Regions from separate parts of the Homo sapiens genome. Here region 1 is linked to region 2. Evidence: read pairs that join two places in POLR2A ChIA-PET (ENCODE). Cell type or tissue: PC-9. All regions are shown on one strand. Links, peaks and the distances in the headings refer to the core of each region. The heading gives the core; the rest is flanking DNA.

Region 1 (9,276 bases), core at 539-8,538, 71 kb after region 2:
TAGATAATGCCAAATTGTTTTCTAAAGTGTTCCTTCTTTTCATAGTCCCATTGGCAAGGATAAAGATCCCCTTTGTGGCCAGGTGCGGTGGCTCACACCTGTAATCCCAGCACTTTGGGAGGCCGAGGCGGGTGGATCACAAGGTCAGGAGTTCAAGACCAGCCTGGCCAATATGGTGAAACCCCATCTCTACTAAAAATATAAAAAATTAGCCAGGCACAGTGGCGTGCGCCTGTTGTCCCAGTTAGGAGGCTGAGGCAGGAGAATCGCTTGAACCCGGGAGGCGGAGGTTGCGGTGAGCCGAGATCACACCACTGCACTCCAGCCTGTGCAACAAGAACAAAACTCCGTTCCAAAAAAAAAAAAGATTCCCAGCCGGGCATGGTGGCTCATGCCTGTAACCCAGCATTTTGGGAGGTTGAGATGGGCAGATCACTTACAAGACCAGCCTGGTCCATGTGGCTGAAACCCCATCTCTACCAAAAAATATAAAAATTACCAAGGTGTAGTGGTGCACTCCTATAGTCCCAGCTACTCAGGAGGCTGAGATGGGAGAATCACTTGAACCCAGGAGGCGGAGGTTGCAGTGAGCTGAGATTGCATCATTGCACTCCAGCCTGGGCAACAGAGCGAGACTCCATCTCAAAAAAAAAAAAAAAAAAAAAAAAAAAAGCCCAGGTGCCGCGGCTCACACTTGTAATCCTAGCACTTGTGGGAGCTGAGGCAGGTGGATTACCTGATGATGGGAGTTCAAGACCAGCCTGGCCAACATGGTGAAACCTCGTCTCTACCAGATATACAAAAAATTAGCCATGTGCAGTGGTGCACACCTGTAATCCTAGCTACTCTGGAAGCTGAGGCAGGAGAATCACTTGAACCCAGGAGGCGGAGGCTGCGATGAGCCGAGATCACGCCACTGCACTCTAGCCTGGGCTACAGAGTGAGACTTCATCTCAAAAAAAAAAAAAAAAGTCTATCTATCTAAATCTGGATATTGTGGACTTAATATGAATTGCCCTAGTTACCAGTGAAATTGCATATCGTTTCATGTGTTTGACCATTGAGGTTTTCTCTGTGAATTGCGTGTTCAGGTTTTTAGATTACTTTTTCAGTTTGTTGATTTGTGTACTTGTCCTTTTATTTTCTTTGTGGTATCCTTTGGACAAACTGAGGTTCATATATATATATATATATATATATATATATATATATATATATATATAACTTTTTTTTGGGGGCAGAGTTTCGCTGTGTCGCTCGGGCTGGATTGCAGTGGTGCAATCTCGGCTCACTGCAATCTCCGTCTCCTGGGTTCAAGCAGTTCTAGTGCCTCAGCGTCCCAGAGTGCTGGGATTACGGGCATGAGCCACCGCACCTGGCCTGAGGTTCTTAATTTTAATGCAGGTGAATTGATTAGTCTTTTCCTTTATGGATTTTACTTTTCGTTTCTTGGCTAGAGAGCCTGTTCTTTTTTAACCACCAAAAATCTGTTTTGTTTCGCTTTTCATATTTGTGTTGAATCCATTGAAATTGATTTTTGTGTATGGTATGAGGTAGAGGTTGAACTTCACTCACCCCACTTTCCCCTGATGTGTAACTGTTGACTGTACCATTTATTGACAAGTCCTTGCTTTCACCACTGGTACACAGTGCCTGTTATGTTCTACAATCAGATTTCCAACACATCAGCCAGTACGTGTTGATCTGTTTTGGGCATTTTTTTTTTTTTTTTTGAGATGGAGTTTCACTCTCATTGCCCAGGCTGGAGTGCAATGGCGTGATCTCAGCTCACTGCAACCTCCGCCTCCCAGGTTCAAGCAATTATCCTGCCTCAGCCTCCCAAGTAGCTGGGATTACAGGTGTGTGCCACCACTCCTGGCTTATTTTGTATTTTTTAGTAGAGATGGGATTTCACCATGTTGGTCAGGCTGGCCTCGAACTCCTGACCTCAAGTGATCCACCTGCCTTGGCCTCTCACAGTGCTGGGATGACAGGCATGAGCCACTGTGGCTGGCCATGGGCTTTTGTATTTTTCAATGGTTGGCTTGTTTATCTTAATTTTAATTTATTTTTGTGATTAAATGTATCAAATGCAAAGGTTTAAGTCCGAAGTAAAGCTAAAGTCTGTCCACCATTTATCCTGTTTTCATGTTTGATATCTCTGGTTTCTAGAAAAAATTTAGATGTGCTTTCAGATCTCCTTATTATAACCAGAAGTGCTCCCCTTTACTACCAGATATACCATGCAGTCTAAAAATTATTCCTATTTTCACCATCTTTTAAAAATCTGCTTAGGAAGTAAATGCCTCAGTAAGTACCTAAACCAATCATTAGTTGAACTAAAAGTGTAATCATTTAAAAATTGAATTAAATATACATCACACCAAAATCACTAATGTGTTCTAACAATGGGTCTATATTTCACTCATCTGTCTGATATTCAGAGTATAGTATGCTAGCTTGTCCAGCCTGCAGCCTGCGGGCCACATGTATCCCAGGACAGCTTTGAATGCAGCCCAACACAAATTGGTAGAATTTCGTAAAACATCAAGATTTTTTTTTATTTTTTCTTTTTTAAGTTCATCAGCTGTGGTTAGTGTTAGTGTATTTTGTGTGGCCCAAGACAATTTGTCTTCCAGTGTGGTTCAGAGAAGCCAAAAGACTGGGCACCCCTGCTGTAGACAATCAAATGCTTAAATAAATGAGTCAGTCTTCTTTTTATTGAGATGTGCACCTAATTTTTAAATGTCATTGCCATTACACAATTTTTTTGTATTAAGGCTTTATACCATGGAAACCTGTTTCCTTAGGCCGGGCGCGGTGGCGCATGCATGTAAGCCCAGCACTTTGGGAGGCCAAGATGGGTGGATCACTTGAGGTCAGGAGTTCAAGACCAGCCTGGCCAACATGGTGAAACCCCGTCTCCACTAAAAATACAAAAAGTAGCTGGGCGTAGTGGTAGGCGCCTGTAATTCCAGCTACTTGGGAGGCTGACGCAGGAGAATCACTTGAATCCCGGAGGCAGAGGCTGCAGGAGGCAGAGGCAGTGAGCCAAGAGAGTGAGACTCCATCTCAAACAAAAAAAAAAAAATGTAAAAGATACCTGTTTCCCCAAGGCCGGCTTTGTAGACTGAATAGTCAGCAGCCTCACCTGTCTCTTCTTGAAGGCTGGCTTTTCTCACGGCTTTATCACCATGCACTTTCTGAGTATTTTTTGTGTTTTCAGTCATGTGATAGGACATAGACGTGAACGAAAACTCACTATAAACACTTGAAAAATGTATTGTCTGTCTGGGCTGAACTGAAAGTGAAATCAATTTAAGATTATTTGAAAATACATATTTATCTACATTCAAGTCCATGACCCACACATATTTTCTCAAAATGCACGGATTACTGTGGGTGCCACTTGGCCCAGGCTTTATCTCACATTTTGTTAGTGTTTATACCTTGTCCTATATAGAGATTATTAGTACCCTTATGTTCTAATTCAGCTGTGGGGTAGGAAGAATAGAGAGGAAAAGGAAACAAATTCTCCCCTTGCCACAGATGAGAACCATGGCTACTTTGTGTACCACTGGACAGGAGGACTCCGTTCTGCACCAAGGCTAGAGGGACTGTATTGGTTCTTTATTGCTACGTAACAAATTACTAAAACTTAGTGGCTTGAAACAACATTTATTATCTCATGATTTCCATGGCCATGGGATCTGGGTGTGGCTTGGTTGACTCCGGGTCTCTCATAAGGCTGTGGTCAAGGTGTTGACTCAACTGGGGTGCATCTGGTTCCAGGCACGACTGAGTTCCTCCTCACTGCCTGTTGGCTGGAGTTCTCCCTCAGTTCTGTCTACTGAAGACCTCTCCATAAGTCAATTCACAACATGGCAGTTGGCTTCATCAGAGGCAGCAAGTGAGAGAGGGTGAGCCAGGTGTGGGTAGACTGCCTTGAGGGAGGCAGTCATTCCCAAGCTTCGGGAACCTTGTCTGCTGTAAAGCACAGCTGAGTTCCCCTGTAGGAATCGCTGGTGCTTACCTGCATTCAGTGACTAGTGGATTAGACGGGTGGAGTTGGGTTGGTACAAAGGCTTGGTCAACTGGCTCTTTTGTCTTGTTTGGGAATTCTCGGGAAGGTCATTCTAACATAGTATTGACTGAGGCCTTTGTTTCAACTGCCTTGAGTTAGTTCATCTTCTCCCTTTGTCTAAGCTTGCATCCCTCACTCTTGTTTTTGAGAGCACCTCCTGACAAACCTCAAATCTCTGCCTCAGAATCCGTTTCCTAGGGAACTTGACCCAGAATAAGTACTACGGATTGCGTAACTCAGCACAGTAAGGTAGAAGGCTGCCTGCCTGCCTTACTTAGTTGCAGATGTGGGGCATGAATCTATAGTTATTTCTAACACATTTGCAAAGGCACTGTCCTCTTGGGGAAAGAAGGAACACATAGAATGCGATAGATACACTATACTGACCTGTAAAGACTGTTTGCCTAGCCAGGTAGACCAAGCATAAAACAAAGTAAGGTTAAACCACATTAAAAACTTCAGTGGAGGCCAGGGGCAGTGGCTCACGCCTGTAATCCCAGCACTTTGGGAGGCGAAGATCGGTGGGTGGGAGTTTGAGACCAACATGGCAAAACCGCTTCCTACTAAAAATACAAAAAAAAAAATTAGCCAGTACGGTGGTGTGCGACTGTAATCCCAGCTACTCGGGAGGCTGAGGCAGGAGAATCACTTCAACCTGGGAGGCGGAGATTGCACCACTGCACTCCAGCCTGGGCGACAGAGGGTAACTCTGTCTCCAAAAAAAAGGGCGGGGGGGCTTCAGTGGGAGTAGAAGCAGACCATGACTCAATTTGAGGTGGTTAGGATAGAGGTTAGAAGTAGGGCTGCTGGTGACATTGCAAGTCTCCAGAGTAGAGATGAAGATCTGTTTGGTGTAGAGAGCAGTACTTACCAGGGCAAGGACAACTTGGAGACTGCACAATTAGGGTACAGAAGGAAGAGACAGAGACTGGCTTGGTAACATGCAGGAGAGTTAGGAGAGTGAGTTCTCACAGAGAGCTCAGAAAGGAAGTTGGTGTTAGAGCTACTCACCAATCTCATGGTAGAAGACGACGAGCAGCACGGTCCCAGTGTGGGGGAAAAAGTCAGCGGATTGGTGACGGAGCAGGAGTACACTGGGTGGCTGTGTAGGGTGATTTGGAACTTTTGGAAGCATTTTTTTGTGAAGGGTAATGGGGAAAACTTAATTGGTATTGGCTGTTTTCACTTACAAGATCATTGAAACACTTAAGATCATTGAAATACTTCCCTATGATTGAAGAATTACTTTTATTTTTGTCATTAACATCAAAAAGTGGCTTCTATTTGGGAGCACATTGGTCTGTTTTATATTTTTTTAGATCTTTTTAAAAGATTAGGTTTTGTAGCCATATGGAAAATTAAAGACGACTCTAGTTTTAGAAATATTAATAAATGGAATAAGACACTCAAGTTCTTTGGAGGTAAACCATCTCCAGATTTTTAGGTTAAAAAGCAGGCATAATTCTGAGAAGATATGAGGCAAATGACAGGTGCAATTGATATAATTTCAATTAATATTGAAACATAAATTCTGCGAAATGGATATGCTTAAAATGTAAATGACTGTTGCAAGTCAGCACCATTTATTTGCAGTGTTGTGCTGGTTAATTCAGTTTCACATTTATCTTTCTGGAGAAAAGAATGACAAAACCTGCCTTTTCTGTACTGAGGCCTTGTCTCTATTTAGAATTTAGTATAACTTTTATTAAAAGGGAAGAGGGATAGATTTTCTTTTTCCTCTGCTGAAAAGGGTAATGCTGTTTAAAACTGGATCTTTGCTATTAAAAGGCTAGGTCGCCTGATTTTAGTGTTGTTTTTTTTTAAGACGGGAGTCTTGCTCTGTTGCCTAGGCTGGAGTGCAGTGGCGTCCTCCCCTGCCCTGTTCTGTTCCTTTTTTGAGACAAGGTCTCACTCTTACTGTCACTCAGGCTTCAGTGCAGTGGTACACTCATGTCTCACTGCAGCCTTGAACTCCTAGCTTCAAGTTGTCCTCCCACAGGCATGTGCCACCGTGGCTGGCTAATTATATTATTTATTGTACAGACAAGGGTCTCCTGTTGCCCAGGCTGGTCTCGAACTCCTGGTGTCTAACAATCTTCCCACCTTGGCCTCCCAAAGTGCTGGGACTACAGGCAGGAGCCACTGTGCCTGGCCATCTCTTGGGTTTCAGTGTATGTCTTTTGATTTTCTAATAAAAATATGTATGTGCATACGTGTATCTGGTGAAGGTGATATATTTGTTACTTAGTACATTTCATGCTTTGCTAAGGGCCATTTACATTGATTGGTACATGTCTTTTGGAAAGACATATAGCAGTCGTTCTACCTCTCAGGATCTTGTAGGGAGGTTGTCTAAATGGCTTTCTTTCTCCCCACAACAGAGCTTTTGGTATGGTTGCATTTGAGTGATTGTAAGATAGATCAATTTGGCCAGGCGTGGTGGCTCACGCCTCTAATCCCAGCACTTTGGGAGGCCGAGGTAGGCAGATCACGAGGTCAGAAGATCGAGACCATCCTGGCTAACACAGTGAAACCCCGTCTCTACTAAAAATACAAAAAATTAGCCGGGCATGGTGGCAGGCGCCTGTATTCCCAGCTACTCGGGAGGCTGAGGCAGGAGAATGGCGCGAACCCGGGAGGTGGAGCTTGCAGTGAGCCGAGATCGCGCCACTGCACTCCAGCCTGGGCGACAGAGCAAGACTCTGTCTCAAAAAAAAAAAAAAAAGACCATCCTGGCTAACAGGATGAAACCCCATCTGTACTAAAAATACAATAAATTAGCCGGGTGTGGTGGCGGGTGCCTGTAGATCCAGCTACTCGGGAGGCTGAGGCAGGAGAATGGCGTGAACCAGGGAGGCGGAGCTTGCAGTGAGCCGAGATCGCGCCACTGCAGCCTGGGTGACAGAGCAAGACTCCGTCTCAAAAAAAAAAATTGGTAAGTTCATATTGGGCTTTAGAAGGCATGCTGAATTTTGAACATGTCTGGTGTGAGTTAAAATTTGTCATAACTCTTTAGGTATATTTGGCTTCTCTGTGAGGAATTTAAAATTATATCCCTTGATTTCTTAGTCATCTTCTGTTTCTTTTGCCCAAAATTGTGCATGGCAATGGATTCAGAGTTTCTGAGTTCTTTGGAACACTTGACCTAAAGATGCAGTCCTAATAGGTGTTTCCTTTTCTGCTGTCCTTGGCGCCCCCACCCACCCCCCTTTCAAAGCACATATTAATATAATAAAGACTCTGAAAAGTCTAATAGTCAAATGAGACTTTTAAAGCTTTAACCACTGGGTGCAGTAGCACATGCCTGTAATCCCAACACTTTGGGAGGCCGAGGTGGCAGCGTTGCTTGAGCCTGTAGTTCAAGACCAGCCTGGGTGACGTGGTGAGGACCCTGTTTCTACAAAAAAAAATTAAAAATTATCTGGGCATGGTGGTGTGTGCCTGTGGTCCCAGCTGCTTGGGAGGCTGAGGTGTGAAGATCACTTGAGCCCAGAGGCTGCAGTGAGCCATGTTCATGCCACTACACTCCAGCATGAGGGACAGAGTGGGACCCTGTCTCAAATAAATAACAAACAAAAACTTCAACCTAGTGTTTTTCTAACTTTTTGAACAGGAAACTCAGCCATTTATTGGCTATGTGAACTTGTCTCAGCTTTAGAGGGGAGACTCCTTCATAATGATGATTGTGAGCATTCAGGAAATGAGTTTGTAAAGCGCTTAGCATGCTGCTTGGCACATCAGAACTCGATGAGGCGGTGCTGCTTTTTATGTAGATGTGTTCTTGACTTACAGTCTAACTGGATGATACGAGGCCAACAGATTTGAAACACTTAGAAACTGTGGTTGGGATGGAGGGTCATTTGTGGCAGGCTTTGTGGAGAAAATGGGTTTGAAGGGAGCTATAGTGAGTTAGATAGAATTTAGCAAGTTGGGAAGTGTGGCAATCTTAAGTTGTTTCTCTGAACATCCTCAAATGTTTGTAAATTTCCAAATCACTTGGCTTTTAAATCTTCTCTTATGGATTCTAGATTTAATATAAGTTGAAAGACATTTGAAGTATTGAAAAATCTAAATTAGCGCTGTCCAGTAGAACGTTCTGTGATGATAAGGATACAGCTGTGCTGTTCAGCTTGCCAGTCACTAGCCACATGTGACTACTGAGCACGTGAAATGTGCTTAGCATGACTCAGGAACTAAATTGTAAATTGTACTTAATGGCAATTAATTTACATTTAAAATTAAATATACCCACGTGGCTGTGAGCTACCATAATAGATAGAAACAAAGTGAGCTCAGAATGAAATTAAGGATTTGTTGTCAAATAAATCTAATATGGATAAAACCTACTTACAGTTAATTCTTTTGTAATTGATGAATTGACTATATAATGTTGTTTTTGTTGTTGTAGGTCTCCAATTGAGAAACATGGCACTGTTTTTCCTGCACTCTACCCACCTATTGCTGGACTTCTGTTGTACAAGTTGGCAAACACTGGCTGGAACTGGGCTGCAATAAAACATGCCAGTTATCAATGCTGACAAGAGCCTAACAAGTGCCAACTTACAGATGATTACGCATTTTGAATTCTAATGAACTGTTTTAACCTTCAGGAAGAATTGTAAAGACCTGTACATAGCACAACATGATCCGGATAATATATATACTGTTCATGTACATCCACAAATACACCTTGTACCAAATAATGCTTTCTTGTAGTAGAATAAGAATCGTGTAAATTCTAAGAGATTTTAGCAGGTTTTCTTTCCTATTCATTGTTTCTTATCAGTTTAAAAGGATTCCTTTAAGCATGTCAGATGAAAAGCAATTAGGATTAAAAGTTTCCATTTAATTTCCCTTAAACCCTTGAGGCTTCATTAAACTCTTTTCACTTACTAAACTTTTGTATCTTCTTTGTTTTGACACACTCCCCTTTGCTTTTATCTCTTACCTGCCAGAATGTTCTCAAATGATTTAGTTCAAATACTGAAATACTTAATGAGCAATTACTTGATTTTTAATGATGACTTCGAAGGAGTCATCACTAGGTGCTTTGTCCTTTTTGTATTCTAGTTGCACCCACCTCTTGGATTGGATATAGCAATAACATTTATTGGCCGTTGTGAGCTCTTGATCCCAGTCATTACCCCTGAGAACTAAAAATAGATGGTTCTTAATTCAACTTACTGAAAATT
Region 2 (9,276 bases), core at 455-8,454:
TGAACATTTATGGTATGATAGTTCCCCTAGGAAAATACTGTATTTTTGCTATCTTCTCTGGTTATTTCTACATCTCTCCCTTAGGATGACACCTTTGCTCTTCTTCTGCCCTGAGCATTTGCCAAATGGATACAACAAAATTCTCGTTATCCAGTTTGGTTTATATTTAACTCTTGCAGGTGCAGCAGTGGCACAGACGAGGGTATTGTGTTGCCTGCTACCCTCTTCAGCCTCTAAGCCATATGGCATGGCTATTGGGGAAGCAATATGACTGTGATAGGATTTTTGTTTTTAAATAAACCTTTTTAGAAGAGTTTCAGATACACAGAAGAACTGTGAGAATAGTACAGTGAGTTCTTACATACCCTGCATTCAGTTTCTCTTATTTTTAACCTTTCCCCCACCCCCCAGCCCCCGTGAGACAGTCTCCCTCTGTCAGCCAGGCTCACTGCAACCTCTGCCTCCTGGGCAGAGGTGATTCTCCTGTCTCAGAGTCCCGAGTAGCTGGGATTACAGGCACGCACCACTACACCTGGCTAAATTTTTTTTTTTTTTTTTTGACGAAGTCTTGCTCTGTCGCCCAGGCTGGAGTGCAGTGGTGAGATCTCGGGTCACTGCAAGCTCTGCCTCCCGAGTTCACGCCATTCTCCTGCCTCAGCCTCCCGAGTAGCTGGGACTACAGGCGCCTGCCACCATGCCCGGCTAGTTTTTTTGTATTTTTAGTAGAGGCGGGGTTTCACCATGTTAGCCAGGATGGTCTCGACCTCCTGACCTCGTGATCTGCCCTCCTCGGCCTCCCAAAGTGCTGGGATTACAGACGTGAGCCAACACGTCCAGCCTCATACTATTTTTAAATGAGCTGGATTCAAACATTTTCTCTGTTGGAATGGCGAAGACATCATTATCAGGAAAATGATATAGCTGCATCATCTAAGAGTGATTTAAATAGATAAATTATAACCTAAATAATTACGTCTAAGTTGCTGGGTGCACATTTTTACAATTAGTTTAATTTGGAGACTGACACTGTTCAGAGCCAGATGTTCTCTGAATTCTTTATTATTTATTTTGAAATGTTCAAGGTGATACTTAGTTTTAACTGCCTTGACAGTGTTCTTTTTTGTTTTTTTTGAGACAGGGTCTTGCTCTGTTGCCCAGGCTGGAGTGCAGTGGCACAATCTCAGCTTACTGCAGCCTCTGCCTCCCAGGTTCAAGCAATTCTCCCACCTCAGCCACCTGAGTAGCTGGGATTACAGGCGCACCACCATGCTCAGCTAATTTTTGTATTTTTGGTAGAGACGAGGTTTCACCATGTTGGCCAGGCTGGTCCTAAACTCCTGACCTCAGGTGATCCACCCTTCTCAGCCTCCCAAAGTGCTGGGAATACAGGTGTGAGTTACCACGCCTGGCCAACAATGTTCTAAGTTAGTTACATTAGCCATAATATGTAAGATAGAAATTTGCTCATTTGTATATAAGAAGATTCTGAAAAAGTTTTAAGCGCTGGGTGCAGTGACTTAACTTCTGTAATCCCAACATTTTGGGAGGCCGAGGCAGGAGGATTGCTTGAGTCCAGGAGTTTTGAGACCAGCCTGAGCAAGATGGTGAGGTCCCCTCTCTCCCACTTTGAATAGGTATGCTATAAGTAACAGGCCTTTGAAACTCATTTTGGGTATTGTGAAGATGTTATATTACAGTGTCCTTTTATTTATTTAATTTGAGGTTAAATGTAATTTTTTTTTTTTTTGAGACGGAATCTCGCTCTGTCGCCGAGACTGGAGTGTAGTGGCGCAATCTCGGCTCACTGCAAGCTCCGCCTCCCGGGTTCATGCCATTCTTCTGCCTCAGCCTCCCGAGTAGCTGGGACTACTGGTGCATGCCACCACGCCCGGCTAATTTTTTGTATTTTTAGTAGAGACGGGGTTTCACCGTGTTAGCCAGGATGGTCTCAATCTCCTGACCTCGTGATCCGCCCACCTCGGCCTCCCAAGCTGCTGGGATTACAGGCGTGAGCCACAGCGCCTGGCCAATTAAATGTATTTTATTTTTAGACAACTATGTGACGTGTTTTTTTTTTAAAAACAATGCCTCCATTCCAAATCAAAATAAATGAAGAGTTCAAGATGACATCAGTTCCATTTGTTTTAAGTTCTGGTGTTGTGTGAATGACAAGCAGCAGCCAGTTATGACGGCAGGTGATCCAAAGTAATTGCCAAATTTGTTAACATTTTTCCATCTCTAAACCATCCTTAAAGAAAAACATATATGGTGTCACACCATTCTCATGGTAGTCCTAGGCTGGAGTGCAGTGGTGCAAATTTGGCTCACTGCAACCTCTGCCTCCCGGGTTCAAGCAATTCTCCTGCCTCAGCATCCTGAGTAGCTGGGACTACACGCATGCGCCACGACATCTGGCTAATTTTTGTATTTTAGTAGAGACAGGGTTTCACCATGTTGGTCAGGCTGTTTTCAAACTCCTGACCTCGTGATCTGCCCACCTCGGCCTCCCAAAGTGCTGAGATTACAGGCGTGAGCCACCTCGCCCAGCCTAATTTTTGTATTCTTAGTAGAGACTGGGTTTCACCATGTTGGCCAGGCTGGTCTTGAACTCTTGACCTCGTGATCTGCCTGCCTTGGCCTCCCAAAGTGCTGGGATTACAGGTGTGAGCGACCGTGCCCGGCCCTATTATTATTAATTAATTAATTTTTATTTTTATTTTTATTTTTTTGAGACGGAGTCTTGTTGTGTCTCCCAGGCTGGAGTGCAGTGGCATAATCTCAGCTGACTGCAACCTCTGCCTCCCAGGTTCAAGTGATTCTTGTGCCTCAGCCTCCTGAGTACCTGGAATTATAGGCACATGCCACCATGCCTAGTTAATTTTTGTATTTTAGTAGTGGTGGGGTGTCACCATGTTGGCCAGGCTGGTCTTGAACTGCTGATCTCATGATCTACCCACTTCAGCCTCCCAAAGTGCTGGGATTACAGGCATGAGCCATTGCCCCCGGCCTGTTCTTTAATTTTTTTTTTTTTTTTTTTGAGACGGAGTCTCGCTCTGTCGCCCAGGCTGGAGTGCAGTGGCGGGATCTCGGCTCACTGCAAGCTCTGCCTCCCGGATTCACGCCATTCTCCTGCCTCAGCCTCCCAAGTAGCTGGGACTACAGGCGCCCGCCACTACGCCCGGCTAATTTTTTGTATTTTTAGTAGAGACGGGGTTTCACCGTTTTAGCCGGGATGGTCTCGATCTCCTGACCTCGTGATCCGCCCGCCTCGGCCTCCCAAAGTGCTGGGATTACAGGCGTGAGCCACCGCGCCCGGCCTATTTTTTTCTTTACAGACAGGGTCTTGCTCTGTCACCTAGACTGGAGTGCAGTGGTGTGGTTATAGCTCACTGCAGCCTCAGCCTCCTGGGCTTAGGTGATCCTCCTGCCTCAGCCTCCCAAGTAGTTGGGACTACAGGTGCACGCCATTGCGCCTGGCTAACTTTTAAAATTTCTTGGCCAGGTGTCCACTAATCTTAATCGTTTCTAGCGTTTGATTTAAAGTGAGACCACTTGAACATTTAGAGGCCATTCTAGGGTTATTATTTGACTTAATTTCAGTATTGTTGTGTCTCAGGATAATTGGGAGTCCTGAGAATCAGGGAGACAGACAGGAACTGGCAGTTGGTGGAGCAGTCAGAACACACACAACGTTTATTAAGCTTGCTTTCTCATATGGGCACAATTCGTGGTGCCCCAAAACAATTATAATAGAAAAACCAAAGATCACTGATCACAGATCACCATAACAAATATAGTAATAATGAAAAAAACTGGCCAGGCGCGGTGGCTCACGCCTTTATCCTGTCACTTTGGGAGGCTGAGATGGGTGGATCACTTGAGGTCAGGAGTTTGAGACCAGCCTGGTCCACGTGGTGAAAACCTGTATCTACTAAAAGAATACAAAAATTAGCCAGACATGGTGGCATTTGCCTGTAGTTGCAGCTATTTGGGAGGCTGAGGCATGAGAATCTCTCAAACCTAGGAGGTGGAGGTTGCAGTGAGCTGAGATTGTGCCACTGCACTCCAGTCTGGGTGACAGAGCGAGACTCTATGTCCAAAAAAAAAAAAAAAAAAAAAAGAAGAAATACTGTGAGAATTACCGAAATATGACACAGAGACATCAAGTGAGCACATGATGTTGGAAAAATGGCACTGATAGACTTGCTTGATGAACCTTCAATTTGTTAAAAACACAGTAACTGAAGTGCATTAAAACAAGATGTGCCTGTGAATGAAACATAAATAAATTTTGTGTTTAATAGACTTGGGTTACATTTCCAGGATGTCTCATTATGTGTATGCAAATATTCCAAAATCTGAAATCCAGAATGTTTTTGGTCCCAAGCATTTTAGATAAGGGATACTCAACCTGTGGTACATTTATTATTATTTTTTTGAGCTGGAGTAACTCTGTTGCCCAGGGCTGGAGTGCAGTGGCATGATCTTGGCTCACTGCAACCTCCGCCTCCTGGGCTCAAGCGATCCTCCTGCCTCCGCCTCCTGAGTGGCTGAGATTACAAGCATACACCACCATGCCCGGCTAATTTTTGTATTTTTAGTAGAGACGGGGTTTCACTGTGTTGGCCAGGTTGGTCTCCAACTCCTGACCTCAAGTGATCCGCCCGCCTTGGTCTCCCAAAGTGCTGGGATTACAGGCATGAGCCACCGCGTCTGATCCTGTGCTACATTATATCACTAGCACATAACACAATACTGGGCATATATAGATACTCAGCAAATATATTTTGAATGAATCACAGAGTTTAAGTTTCCTCTGTCTTCCTTTCTTGACTTCTATTGAAAATGTAAGCTGGAGCTGGACGCGGTGGCTCACACCTGTAATCACAGCACTTTGGGAGGCCGAGGCGGGTGGATCACGAGGTCAGGAGTTCAAGACCAGCCTGGCCAACATAGTGAAACCCCGTCTCTACTAAAAATACAAAAATTAGCCGGGCATGGTGGTGCACACCTATAGTCCCAGCCACTTGGGAGGCTGAGGCAAGAAGAATCGCTTGAACCCAGGAGGCAGAGGTTGCAGTGAGCCGAGATCGCGCCACTGCACTCCAGCCTGGGCAACAGCGCGAGACTCTGTCTCAAAAAAAAAAAAAAAAAAAAAGAAGAAGAAAATGTAAGCTGTATAGATGAGACTGCAGTAACTCATCTACTGTGAAGGACCATACAAAACAAGTGTATTAGCTATCTAATACATATTTAGGATTATTTCGGTATAAGTCTGGATAAGGAGCAACAAAGGGTGTGGAGGGGAGTCTGTGTGGTTTTTACAGGTAAGGATTTAGGCTTTTAGTCTGAGTGAGGCATTCATGGTTATTGTTGGTTAGTACTAACATTTGATGTTTATTTAATTAGTGTAAAAGGCTTTCAGAAGGTAGAAAGTATGAGTTAAAATTGGTCTTCAGATTACTGGTTGTAAATCAGACTGTATTTTAAGGTTAGTCATTTTTATAAAGAGGAAGTTGTTTAGCAATTCTGAATCCTATATTGTTGCAATATCAATAGCAGATGCTAGAATCCTATTAGTAATCCCAAGGTAAAATGAATTCTAAAAGTGCAATCTTGAATTATTCAACACTTGGTATCCAAATTATATGAAATATAATCATCCATTTTATGATTTTGAATAGAACTGTAGGTTGTTTTCTTAAATAAGAGTTGTTCTTCCTCCGCCTTCTCATTTTGAGTCCCTGGAATCTGTTCTATTTTTACTTGGGGATCTACATACTAAAGCTGTCTCTGATTTCATGCTCTGAAGATCAACAAGAGACCTTCCCTTGTAAGATGAGAATTGTGTAGTAGGTGACTATTAGAAGAGTAAACAAGTCTTAAGTCTGTAAACATTTTTTCAGTAAATGCAATGGAGTACCAGATATCTCTCGTTACTATGACTAAAGAAAGTTCAATGGTAAATTCAGTAGCTGTTTATTTGCCTTGATAAGTAATTGCTAGAAGTAATAGTAATTGTTTTTATAGTGTTACCGAAGGTTTATTTACTGTATGTGTGATTTTTAAAGTTTTAAAGGGATCAATGAAAGTTATGTATAGGGAATATTTGTAAGTTACTGGAAATAAGCCAGGAATTGAATTTTTAAAAGTGCCTTTCAGAGTAAATTATATTTTCATTTTCTTTATAGAATGAAAGTGGAACAATATTGTTTAAAATTCAAATTGAGCATCATTTGTACTTTTCAGGCCATTAGAATCTGCTCGAGGCTTGTGTGGGAAAGATTATTTGATTATTTATTAGATTACCTTTGGCTAAACATTGCAGAGAAAAGTTGTTGACACCTTTTCCCCTCAAACAAAGTAATAACCCCCTGAATCTAAAATAAAAGTTGGAAAAAAGTCATGAAAACTAAGTTGCTCATGAGGGGCTTGGACTTCCTTGTATTTCTGGCTGCCCATTTGGTGCTGTCACTCTGCTTGTCCCTTCTGGGCTTCTTGCTTTAATGTGACATCATATCAGACTTTTAGTTCTGAATTAATGTATTTGCAAAGCTCATTTAAAATTTTCAGTAATTCTGTTTGTAATTTGAAGTTTGATTCTTCATTTCTTAGCCACATAAACATTTTTGAATTTTGAATTGTGGGAAATTTCTGAAGGCAGGTAAAATACTTATTTTTTAATACCTTAACTCTCATCCCTTTTATTTTTTATTTATTTTTTATATATTTAGGGACAGAGTCTCTGTAGCCCAGGCTGCAATGAGGTGGCACAGTGATAGCTCACTGCAGCCTCAAACCCCTGGGCTCAAGTGATCCTCCTGTCTCAGCCTCCCATGTAGCTAGGACTATACCACCACATGGTACACCACCACACCCAGCTAAGTTTTATGTTTATTTTTTGTAGAGATGGGGGTTTCTCATTGTGTTGCCCAGGCCGGTCTCAAACCTCTGGCCTCAGCCTCCCAAAGTGCTAGGATTACAGGTGTGAGTCACCGCACCTGGCTGAGAGCTTTTTCCTTTCCTTTTTTTTTTTTGAGAGCTTTCTTCATATGGCGTTTCACTCTTGTCGTCCAGGCTGGAGTGCAGTGGCGCAATCTCGGCTCATTGCAGCCTCCGCCTCCCGGGTTCAAGAGATTCTCCTGCCTCAGCCTCCCGAGTAGCTGGCACTACAGGCCCCCATCACCACACCCAGCTAATTTTTTGTAGTTTTAGTAGAGACGGGGTTTCACTGTGTTAGTCAGGATGGTTTCAATGTCCTGACCTCGTGATCCGCCTGCCTCGGCCTCCCAAAGTGCTGGGATTACAGGCGCGAGCCACCGCGCCCGGCCGGGCTTCTTGATTGTAGATTCTTTGAGGTACAGACTTACTTTGTATAACACTCAGTGTTAACAGCTCTAAGTACTTAACTCTTGATTGCTTTTTTTCTTGGTATGCAATTTATTCCTCCTATGAACTTGCTTTACGATTGATTGAGAATAACCTTGGCTCCTCCTTCAATAAATGAAGGACTTAGTGCTGTTTTAGAAGCCTGTTGGAGTACCATTGTATTTGTTTGCCTGTTTTTGTCTTTTGGCTAATAGTCATTGCTATTTTTTTCCAGAAACATCCCCAGAGCTTTAGTCTCCAGAGTTTGTATCTGTTGCAACTGAGGAGAAATCTACCAGTATAAATGTTTCTGCTCCTCTTGAAAAAAGGTTTGAGGCTGGGCGCGGTGGCTCACGCCTGTAATCCCAGCACTTTGGGAGAATGAGGCGGGCGGATCATGAGGTCAGGAGATCGAGACCATCCTGGCAAACAAGTGAAACCCTGTGTCTAATTAAAGTACAAAAAATTAGCCGGGCGTGGTGGTGGGCGCCAGTAGTCCCAGCTACTCAGAAGGCTGAGGCAGGAGAATGGCGTGAACCCAGGAGGCGGAGCTTGCAGTGAGCCGAGATTGCGCCACCACACTCCAGCCTGGGCGACAGAGCGAGACTCCGTCTCAAAAAAAAAAAGAAAAAAGGTTTGAAGAAGAGTATAGTGAAATGCCACCCAAACCAACCTTCATATATATGAAAAGAGGGCTTGGACATAAAATTTTTTTTTGAGATGGAGTCTCACTCTTTTCATCCAGGCTGGAGTCCAGTGTCATGATTTTGGCTCACTGCAACCTCCGCCTCCTGGGTTAAAGCAATTCTTCTGCCTCAGCCTCCCTTGTAGCTGGGACTACACCTCAGGTGACCCACCCACCTGGGCCTCCCAAAGTGCTGGGATTACAGGCGTGAGCTACCGCGCCTGGCCTGGACTTGTTATTAATATAAACTTTTAGAGCCTTTAAGCCATAGGATCATGTAAAAATTACCTTATGTTGGTACTTTGAATTTAAAGTGCTGGCAGATCACACATAATCTTCAAATTGAATTCTACATTTAACAAATATTTGAGTGCCTACTTTTGTAAACATAGCAGTACATTAAAGAACAGGACATGAAAGTTTTGCTGGTACAAAGTTTTGCAGTTATTGTGGGAAGACAGATGGTAAACTAGATAATTAAATTAAAAATGTGGTGTATTAGGTAGTGATAAGTGCCCTGGAGAGAAAATAAAGCGGGGAAAGGGAATGAAAAGTTGAGGGTGGAGTACTGATGTCTTGAAGAGCTTTCCAGGCCAAGAGAAGAACAGTACAGGGGCGCTGCAGTGGGAGAGAGGCCTGGCAATGTCAGAGGAGCAGCAAAGGGTGTGGAGGGGAGGCTGTGTGATTTTTTACAGGTAAGGATTTAGGCTTTTACTCAGAGTGAGGTACCCGTGAGGTTTTTCAGCACTGGAGTGATATGACCTGATTTACATTTTAATGAGATCATTCTTGGCTTGCTATGCTGAGAATATAGACTGCACGGAGAGTCAGATGAGACATGATGCTAGCTTGGACCTGTATTGGAGCCGAGAACAAAGTGGTTTAATTCTTGGGTGTATTTCCTAAATAGAGCTGTTGGAATTTGCTGGTGGAATAGAATTCTTTTCTTTTTCTTTGAGGCAGGATCTCGATTTGTTGCCCAGCAGGAGTTCAGTGGCACAAACATGGCTCACCACAGCCTCGAACCCCTGGGCTCAAGCCTCAGCTTCCCCAGTAGCTGGGACCATAGGCATGCACCACTGCGCCTGACTAATGTTTAACATTTTTTGTAGAAATGGGGTCTCACTTTGTTGTCCAGCCTGGCCTCCTAAAATGCTGGGATTACAGGTATGAGCTACTGCGCCTGGCCTAGAAGGAACACAATATTTGAAGGGTAGAGTGTG

The links. Peaks named below come from ENCODE experiments on the same cell type or tissue, not always from the same donor. Only the 100,000 strongest peaks of a DNase experiment are listed, where the experiment ranks them.
Region 1: POLR2A ChIA-PET joins it to region 2 with 18 read pairs; 9 of 35 experiments call an interaction of 5 or more read pairs at or near these places.

Annotation. Positions count from the first base shown.
Region 1 is chr17:4,271,733-4,281,008 of GRCh38, reverse strand. UBE2G1 (ubiquitin conjugating enzyme E2 G1) reads left to right here. Exons shown (of 6, transcript NM_003342.5): 6 at 8,493-9,276. Among named protein-coding and RNA genes, the nearest start is that of ANKFY1, 12 kb to the right of the region's middle. In PC-9, for the core only: no CTCF peak of the experiment used is centred there; no DNase peak of the experiment used is centred there.
Region 2 is chr17:4,342,314-4,351,589 of GRCh38, reverse strand. The region is part of intron 1 of UBE2G1 (ubiquitin conjugating enzyme E2 G1); the gene reads left to right. Among named protein-coding and RNA genes, the nearest start is that of UBE2G1, 20 kb to the left of the region's middle. In PC-9, for the core only: no CTCF peak of the experiment used is centred there; no DNase peak of the experiment used is centred there; H3K27ac peaks cover 1,522 bases.